2 separate regions of the Homo sapiens genome follow, and region 2 is linked to region 1. The links are chromatin contacts, found by Hi-C in ENCODE. All regions are on one chromosome and are shown on one strand. Each heading gives the region's core, a stretch centred on a gene start or an enhancer-like site at or near the end of the contact. The rest is flanking DNA. Distances are from core to core; before and after follow the strand shown.

Region 1 (4,467 bases), core at 1,145-3,644:
TGTATGTTTGTACTCAATTCTTTCGGGGTATCACCAGCCATGTTGGACACTATCTTGTCTGACTCCACCACTACACTCACTATGTTCACCTGGAAACACAAACCTTATTGCTGCCTAACTGGCCCAAGGAGTGCTTGGGATGAATCGTCACTTTGTCCATTGTCCTTGGGCTCCTATCCTTACAGCCTTCCAAACAGATTTAGAGAATGAATTCTCCCCATGCCTATCAACTTCCCTAGCCACCTTTACTCTTAACTTCATCCCCTATCGTCTCCTCCAGGACTTTGGCTCCTCTTCCTTGCACGTCCTGTTGGCTAACTCCCTTTAGCCTATGAACATGTTCAGTCTCTATTTGCTCTTAATCTTTTTTTTTTTTTTTTTTTTTGAGACGGAGTCTCACTCTGACTCCCAGGCTGGAGTGCAGTGGCATGGTTTCAGCTTCACTGTGTAACCTCCACCTCCCAGGTTCAAGTGATTCTCTTGCCTCAGCCTCCCCAGTAGCTGGGATTACAAGCATGCACCACCACAGTCGGCTACTTTTTGTATTTTTAGTAGAGACGGAGTTTTGCCATGTTGGCCAGGCTGGTCTCGAACCCTTGACCTTAGGTGATCCACCCACCTCAGCCTTTCAAAGTGCTAGGATTACAGGGGTGAAGCACCGCGCCCAGCTTGCCTGTAATCTTATACGCCTTTTTAATTCCTCCTTTCTCAACCGTTTTAAGAGTTGACTGCATTCTTCATTTTTTCATATCCCATCTTTGCATTCTAACTTCCATGCCTCTCCCATCACTGAGACTTCTCTCGCTAGTTTATCAGTGCCTCCTAATTGTTACGCACAGTAGACTTCGGATTGCCTCTCAGCCACACTTTACACTATTATGTGTCTTCTTGACTTTTTTGACATTCCTTCTCAATTCCCTTTCCTTTCCTCCTCTTTTGACTGTTCTCATGCTCCTGTGCATCCATTTGCTTCTTAAATGTTGGTGGGCCCTTTGCTATTGGCTGCATTTGGCAAGAAATGAGCTGCGTTTATAGGGAAGAATGAGAGAGAATGAGTCCAGAAATTTGCAGATTTGCTGTGCTGGAAAAGCCAAGTTATTCTGGACCCCAACAGGACACAAAATAGAGAAAGCCCATGAAAAGCCAATTAAAATTCAACCTCTTGGCAAAGCATGCTTGAAACCGAATTTTGGCTCCAGCCACTACTCGTGTGAACTTGGGCAAGATGCCTTTCTGTATCTTGGATTCCTCATACATAAATACCTACCAGACTGGGTTAATCATCAAGATTAAATTAGTGAACACACGAAAAATACCTAGAACACTGCCTGGCATAGTTCAAGGCTCAATTAAAGGTAGACACTATTATGCCAAAAAAACAAAAAACAACAAAAAAAGTGACGGTAGGATGGCTTCGTGAGGATTTTTGCTCATTTCTACCACTTTCTCAACTGACTTTTCTTAATGGTTGGCGGGACACCAACCATTGGTGGATGTTTACACTTGTGACTGTCTCACAGACAACTCAACATGTCCAAAGCTAAACCCATCATCTTTCCCCCTCCCGTCTTCCCTCTTACCCAGATAAAGGCACTAACATCTTCCCAGTCACTTGTCTAATCCTTGCTTCCTTCCTGTCCCTCATGCCCCAATTCCTATTTAACGGCCTAAACAGATCTTGAATTAATCTTTCCTGCGTTTCCACGCCCACTTAGAGTCCCTCATCTCTGGCCCTATTTTCTCAATGCCCTCCCATCCTCTACTCCAGATCCCCTCAAGTCCATCCTCGATGCGTGACTCTTAACTTCACGCCATCCAGGTCCCCTATGGAGCCGCTCCGACTAACGGACGCGCAGGTCCAGCGGACCTGCTCATCACTGTCCAGGGTGGCCTGCGGGAGACCCCCGGGGCCCTGGCCCTGCTGCCGCGGCCCCGGCACTTCCCCTCGAGGGTTCGCGGGGAACAAGGCCGCGCGGCCCCGGCTCTCCCGGAGTGCACGGTCCCGCGCTCATGCGGCTAGAGGGAGGCACCCGCAGGACTGCCCAGCCGCCTCTGCTCCTCAGGTCCAGCTCGGGCCCCGCCTGCTCTTACGCCGACTAACCGGCCGCGGCCCGATGGCGGCCCTGCCGCAGACAGCAAAGGTCACGGGGCTCCCCCGGAAGTGAAAGTGCGGGGATCCGCCGGCCCAGGAGACGCGGCTTCTAGCGCCCGGTTCCCGGGAAGCTCTGTGACGCGCTAAGCCCCGCCCCCACCCGTCACCTGACCCAGCGCAGCCTCGCCTCCCCGCTGGGGGCTCGGCGGCCCTCTGAAGCGGGTGGATTGGCTGGGGTGCTTCGCTCAGCCAATCCGGACGCGCCCGGGCGTCGCGGCCCCGCCTCCTCCCCGGCGCTCTGGGCCCGTAGCGCTCCGCGGGAAGGAGGCTGGATGCCCGGCAGCAGTGGGGCGGGGATGGAGGCGGCCGTGGCGCCGGGGAGGGATGCGCCGGCACCCGCGGCGAGTCAGCCCAGCGGCTGCGGGAAACACAACTCGCCGGAGAGGTGCGCGCCTTTAGGGCAGGGCTGGGGAGCGGCCGGCGCCTGTCGCCGATTGTCCCGCGCGGGAGGACGAAGGGGGCTCCCGGCCTGTGGCCGCTCTCGCGTGGGGCGTCCCGCGCGGGGATGTCCGCGAGGTCGGCCTAAGTCAGGGATGCGAGCTTCAAGGAGGAGCGGGTGCGAGCTGTGGCCCCGCAAGGGCCCACGGAGAGGTGACTTTGGGGCCGAAACCCGAGTGACTTCCAGGGGTGAGGTTTGCAGGTTCTGGGGAAGCAGAGCCTGCCAGGAAGAGGGCACAGCAGATGCGAAGGGCAGGGGACTTGCCGGAGGTGAACCGGCAGAGCCCCTGAGCCCGGGAAGAACTTTGGGGTTCATTCGGAGCCTTATGGGGCCTCGGAAGTTGATCACGGGGCGATGCAATTTAAGTGTTTTGAAGGAGTCCTTCTGGCTGCTTCCTAGAAAGTAGGGGCGCGGGTAGGCATGGGACGAGAGGAAGCCGGGAAGCCAGTTGGGGATCTTGTAACAACCTAGGAGAGAGATGTGGTGTGCGCCCAGAAACGGATGCGTTGGTAGGAAGCTGGTGCACTGGGGCAGGTGAAAGGGAATCAAGGGTTCTCCCAGACTGCTGGCCCAGCTGCAGGAAACGGGATGGCCACCGCTGAGAAGCGCGGAGACCCGAAGCACGTGGTATCCATACTAGTTAAGTCCGAGAAGAGCAGGAGGCAGGGGTATGCATTTTCTGGTTTGTGTGTCTTCTTTCCAGACCCCTCTTTTTCCTTTTTGTGAGCTCATTCGCTACCCATGCTTAGAATATGAGGGGGTCCAGGCCTAAAGCACACACATTTGGCATTCTACCTTGGTTGGAACAAAGTGAAGGGATCTGGGAAAATATCCCCTAGGGAATCAGTGGAGCGAGATTCCCAAGATTTTTTATTTTTTGGTTATGAAGCTAACAAAGTTGAGCCTGCTCATCCAATACTGATAGCATTTTAAGGAAGCAGCAAATAATGAAGCAAAGGAATGTGTAAAGTATTAATCTGAACAAAATAGATTTGTTCAGCCCAGCAGCAGATTGAAGAGCTACAGTCGCTCAACAAACACTAGCTAGCCTAAGGTACTTTGGATGCTTATTTATAGGAAAGAAAAACAGATATAAGGGCACATGCAAAGTCAAGCCGGGCTGGGGGATTCCTAGGACTATTAATACTAGTACCAGAGTGGTAAAGGATGGCGAGTCAAACTTGTCAAAGCCTTGTACCTATTGAGTGATTTTTTTTTTTTTTTTTAATTGAGATGGAGTCTCACTCTGTCACCCAGGCTGGAGTGCAGTGGTGCAGTCTTGGCTCACTGCAACATCCACTGCCCGGGTTCAAACGATTCTCCTGTCTCAGCCTCCCAAGTAGCTGGGATTACAGGCACGTGCCACCACGTCCAGCTAATTTTATTGTATTTTTAGTAGAGATGGGGTTTCGCCGTGTTGGCCAGGCTGACCTTGAACTCCTGACCTCAGGTGATCTGCCCGCCTTGGCCTCCCAAAGTGCCGGGATTACAGGCGTGAGCCACAGGGCACAGCCTGTTGAGTGATTTTGAACAGAAAAGATGCTTCATTTCAACTAATGCACATTCTGTCCACACTCAGTGGCTTAACAGCCACAGTTAGTCATTGTATCTGGGTTTTCATGTGGATTGGTGTAAGCACTGTTTATTTAAAAACTAGATAAATTAATATCAGGCAGGACTACTACTACACATTTTTCTAAAGGCTTTCGAAGGTTTTGGATATTAGTAAAAAGATATACAGATAAATTTTACTTAGTGAGGGATCTTTCAGGGAATTTGTACTTTCTGTGGCATTTATTTTGTCATCTTATAAAAATCAGGCCCCTGTTGTGTGGCAACCATGGGCTTCAACATTGGTGACAGGGCAGTGAGAAAA
Region 2 (4,553 bases), core at 1,703-4,202, 2.1 Mb after region 1:
AGAAAATTTGCTTTTCACTGTTCATTTGGTTTACCCATGTTTTTGGTAACTAGCACTGAAGCCCTTAAATCAAGAGGAAAACACATCCTGCGTCCTGATTTCAGAGCTGGGCAAGAGCTGGAGTATGGCTGTCCCTCTGCAAAGGCAGCTGAGGGCATGAGAACCCAGGCAGGCAAACACAGGTGGGCTGGGAGAGGAAAGGAAACCGGCTACCCGGAGAGGGCGGAGACAGGGAGACAGATGGGGTTCCTATGGCCGTGTGTGGGGTGAGGGCCCAGACCTGGCTACAGTCTGAGGTGTCCGCAGGCACATGTAACACGCATGCCAGAGCTCAAACTCAACTACTGGGCTGCAAGCTGGGAACAATTTCATGCTACTTTTCTCCTGAAAAATAAGGCTGCCTGCCAGTGGCCGCAGCCCGTGTCATCGCTCCACAGAGGCTGCACTGCATTCTGAGAGGAGCGCAGGGGCTCTACCACCTTATGATCCAAATTATTCATGTCACCAAGTTGCTTCACTGCCTTCACCTAGAGAAGAAATATTCAGATTAAATCTGGCATCCCATTCCAAGCATCCTTACCGTTAAAAAAGTCTGCATGAACGGCCTTTTCATTGGCTGCCAAGTCCATCAAGAGCCCGGTGCTGCCTCCCGCCTGGGGAATGGAAAGGCAAGGTTATGTCAGGTGCGTTTTCCGAAAGAACAGGTGATAAGTGCATTGCAGGGCCACTACCCCCACAAAAAAAGAAGATGGGTGAGGGGAAACAGGCTCAAGTTGGAGTCAACATTTTAGTTCCAGACACAGGAATGTGTATTGGGGGGAGGGGGAGGAATTCAAAGGAATGATTTTTAAGGTCTCTCAAGGGCTTCTGTTCCTTGATTCCTGTCTGCCTTTAAAAAAGAAACCTACCACTGACCTAAGCACCACTACTTCTCTGTGCCCCTCAAGGAGAGCTTTCCGATCCCTCGCCGGACATCGCCAGAGGCCACAAACATGCGAAATTGAGCCCATCGCCTCCACTCAGGATCCCTTCCCTCTCTCTTCTGGGAATGAAACCACTTCCCCGAGGAAACTGACCTGCTCTGCCTCTGAGGTTCTGGTGCCCCGCTGCTATCATGGACCGTCCACTGCCACAACTCCACGGCAGTGGAAAAACCATGTCACAACCCAAGCTGGGCAATCTGAAGCCCTCAGGATTTTGGGTCCTGTTTAGAGTCAACCGGTGACAGAGGGAGCAGATTCCTCTGACAGCAGCACCCTGGACAGCTGGCCACAGGTCCTGCTGCTGCCCTGGCCCCAGCATTCACAAGGCCGCTTGCTCAGACCTGCCCTGATCCCCACATAGCTGCATGCCCTTGTTCCCTTTCAGACACTCTCAGAAAAGCCAGGACACTCAGTCTCCTCCCCTGGCTTCTCAGCCACCCTCCCTGTCCCCATCAGCACAGTAAGCCACGCGCATTCTACCACTTGAAGCTTGTCCCTACCTCCATCTGCCTCATTCACACCCTCTTCAACTCTCCTGTTCTCCCTGCTCTCATTTTTCTACCCTCTCACCCGTAAATGCTGCCACCCTACAGAGCAAGTCGGAGCCTCTCACTCCCCACTGTAAAGCCCTCCGGTGGCTCCACATCGCCTAGGACTGTGAAGCCTAGGACTGTAAAACAGGACTGAGAAGCCTGGGTTTAATGGAAGTGCTTCGGGAGCGGGGTGCACAGAGCCACCCTCTTTAGCATGGTTCCAGATGGTTTCACGATCTGGGTAGGGAGAGAGTCCCTACCCACTGTCTCCCCTCTCTCTGGCACTGCACGCTCAACCATGTTAAACGACACAACATTCCCTTCCCTTGGTGAGCCAGTCGGCATCCCCCAACCCAGGGCTCTGCTCCTGCCGGGCCTTCATCCCCCACTACCTGGCAAACACCAATGTGTCCCCCAGCATTTGGCCACAGAGTCGACTCCTCAGCTGTACCTTTGCTGAGCCCCCTCAAAGCCCTGAGGGTCCATCCGTCGGTGCGCCTTCGGCTTTCTATGACACCTGGTATTTGCAATCAGCCGCTCTGCCATGCTATTACCTCCACAAGCACAAGGGCTGCCTCTGACCACCTCTGCAGCCCCTAAGCTTTGAGAAAGAGCACATAAGGCCCTGACATGTAGGAGCTGGCCTGCCACTCTGAGCTAGGCTGTGGTGCTCTCCTGCTGACCATAAACCATCTCAGAACGCTCACATCAGACAAGGTCACTCTGTGAACACAATAGAGACCAACAAAACCCCAAGACGACTGTATAATCCTGTATAATTAAAAAGAAGAACGAGGCCACTACGCAAAGCACATAAATGCCAGATGTCTCCTTTTCCGCTCCGACAGGAATGACGGCTGCTCCAGTCTTCCCTCATTCTAGTTAAGATTAAGAGGCCCAATCGGAGAATTATCCTCGCTTCCAAGGCACAGTAAAGCCCACTTTCTTCCCCCAAATCCCCTAACACGAGCTCAAATCCCACACGAGGTTATGGAGACGCACCGCGGGCCCCCATGGGGTGCTGCAGCCATCGAAGAGCAGCAAACGCAACTCCTCTGACCACGGGTGTGTTCCCGGGGGCCGTGGGGGCACCCAGCAGGCACTCAACCCTCAGGCTGCGCCTCCTGGTCCCCCGGGCTAGGGCACACGCTTCCCGCCGCGGTCGGTCGCCGCCTTTCACCAGGTGCTCGGAGAAACCGGGATTTGCTCTCCGCGGGGCAGGGAGCCTGGGAGCCGCGCCCATCGCCCACCCGCCCGGCCTCCCCTCCCCGGGACCCGCGCACCAGGACGCCGCCCTTCCGCTCCCCCTTCCCCGCTCCCCACGCTCGGAGACTCCCGCCGGGCCCGTGCCACCTCGTCCAGGTCCACGTAGGGCCCGGCGCCCTCGGGGAACATCTCGTCCACCGCCGGCTTCATCTCGGGGCCGCGGCGCTCTAGGCTCACTTCCGGCCTCAGAGCCGCTTCCGGCGCGCGCCACATGGCAGATCTAGACGCCGGAGGACCGCGCCTCTGTGGTGCCCGCCCGCTGGGGTGCTCCCGGCCGCCGGCGCGTCCGCGGCCACCGGCGTTTGTCTTTGCGCTGGCGAGGGCGGGCGTCTGCAACGCCTCTGATGGGCGGCCGGGCGGCCACGGGGAGAAAAGGCTGCCAGCAATGGGAGCAGTGCCTGCAGAGCACGCCTCCGACCAGAGGCCGGATCCAGAATAAAGAAGGAGCCTCAGACTCTGCCGCAAAGACGGCCGGGTTCACAGGAGCCCAGGGCTTGACCTTCAGACGTTTGTCTGAAGAAGACACACTCGCGGCCAGTGAGCAGATGAAGAGGTGAAAGCAAACCAGGGCCCCACGGCCGCTGCACCCCTGGGACGCCCAGAGTCAAAAAAACAGCAAAACACGGGTGGAAGGGTGCGCGGCACACGGGGCCCCTCGCACCGCGGCGGGGAGTGAGACGCGGCAGCCGGGGCGGGAGACGGGGGGGGGCAGGTCCCAGAAAATCAAACACGGACACCCACGTGGCCCAGCACTCCCCTTCCGGGCACAAGCCCAGAGGACCAAAAGCCGAGGCTCCAAGGGGCGTCTTTACCCCACGTTCACAGCAGCGTTATTTATAATAAATGAAAAAGGGAAGCGTCCCCCGCTGTCCCTGCCCATCGATGGATACGTGCATAAGCAAATGTGGGCCATGCACACTGTGGAACATTACTCAGCCTTTAAAAGGAAGGGAATGCCGACACCTGCTGCCACGCGCAGGAACATTGAGGACGCTCTGCCGAGGGAAACGGGCCAGTCCTAAGACAAACACCGCATGATTCCACTCAGCCGAGGCCCCTAGAGGAGTCAAAGTCATAGAGACAGAAAGTAGAAGGGGGTTATCAGGGTCTGGGGAAGGGGAAATGGGGAGTTCGTGTTTAGTGGGGACAGATTTTCAGCCTTGACAGATGAAAAGGATCTGTAGAGGCTGCTGGTGATGGCTGCACAGTTCGTGAATGTGCTTAACGTCACTGAAATGTGGTTAAGATGGAAACAATTTGTGAAGTTTTACCGTAATGAAAAAAACAACAAAAAAGAATGTGACAGAAATGCGAGGGAAAGGAGAAGGAAAGGGGTAAGAGGAGGGAGAAGGTTGGAGGAAGAGAGGGAGAGAGGAAGAACAGGGGAGGGAAGGAGAGAGAGCAACAGGTCCTGGAACTAGACTTTGCCAAAGATTCCTTGCTCAGCCAGACTTCGGTGGCCTCCTAACCTCCTCCCAGGCCCATCTGTGCACTGCATTGTCAGGTTCAGTTTTCGCAGAGAGCCCTGCTAAGTTGGTTTAGCCAGAGCCCCCCACCCTGGATATTGGATCGGGTTCCTGGTCCCCCAGCATCCCCAGGATGTCTGATGGCCCAGACCTGTCTTCAGCGAAAGCCCTGCGGGGTCGGCCGAGCCAGCATCCCGTCCCGCACTGTGTTCCTCCCAGTCATTTGCCACCCGCGACCCCACCTGCTCCTCAGCCGCAAACCCCCACTGCCTGTGCTGTTCGGAGCTGAGCCTGGTCTCCCTCCC

Evidence for each region. Hi-C counts contacts between places; a loop is a spot of excess contacts on that map. Pooled maps may share reads with other maps.
Region 2: a loop to region 1 is called in a map of CD8-positive, alpha-beta T cell, with 12 times the contacts of the local background. The contact joins the promoter of COPS9 here to the promoter of SCLY in region 1. A Hi-C loop is called at or near these places in 1 of 168 maps with a recorded cell type or tissue (CD8-positive, alpha-beta T cell), 1 of 37 single-sample maps with no recorded cell type and 6 of 50 pooled maps.

Annotation. Positions count from the first base shown.
Region 1 is chr2:238,058,607-238,063,073 of GRCh38, forward strand. SCLY (selenocysteine lyase) reads left to right here and starts at 2,395. Exons shown (of 12, transcript NM_016510.7): 1 at 2,395-2,537. The coding sequence starts at 2,449. All of the region lies in intron 8 of UBE2F-SCLY (UBE2F-SCLY readthrough (NMD candidate)), which reads left to right. RefSeq lists silencers at 1,805-2,014, 2,155-2,604.
Region 2 is chr2:240,133,353-240,137,905 of GRCh38, forward strand. COPS9 (COP9 signalosome subunit 9) reads right to left here and starts at 2,953. Exons shown (of 3, transcript NM_001163424.2): 1 at 2,870-2,953; 2 at 581-653. The coding sequence starts at 2,932. RefSeq lists a silencer at 2,765-2,814 and enhancers at 3,255-3,354, 3,365-3,474.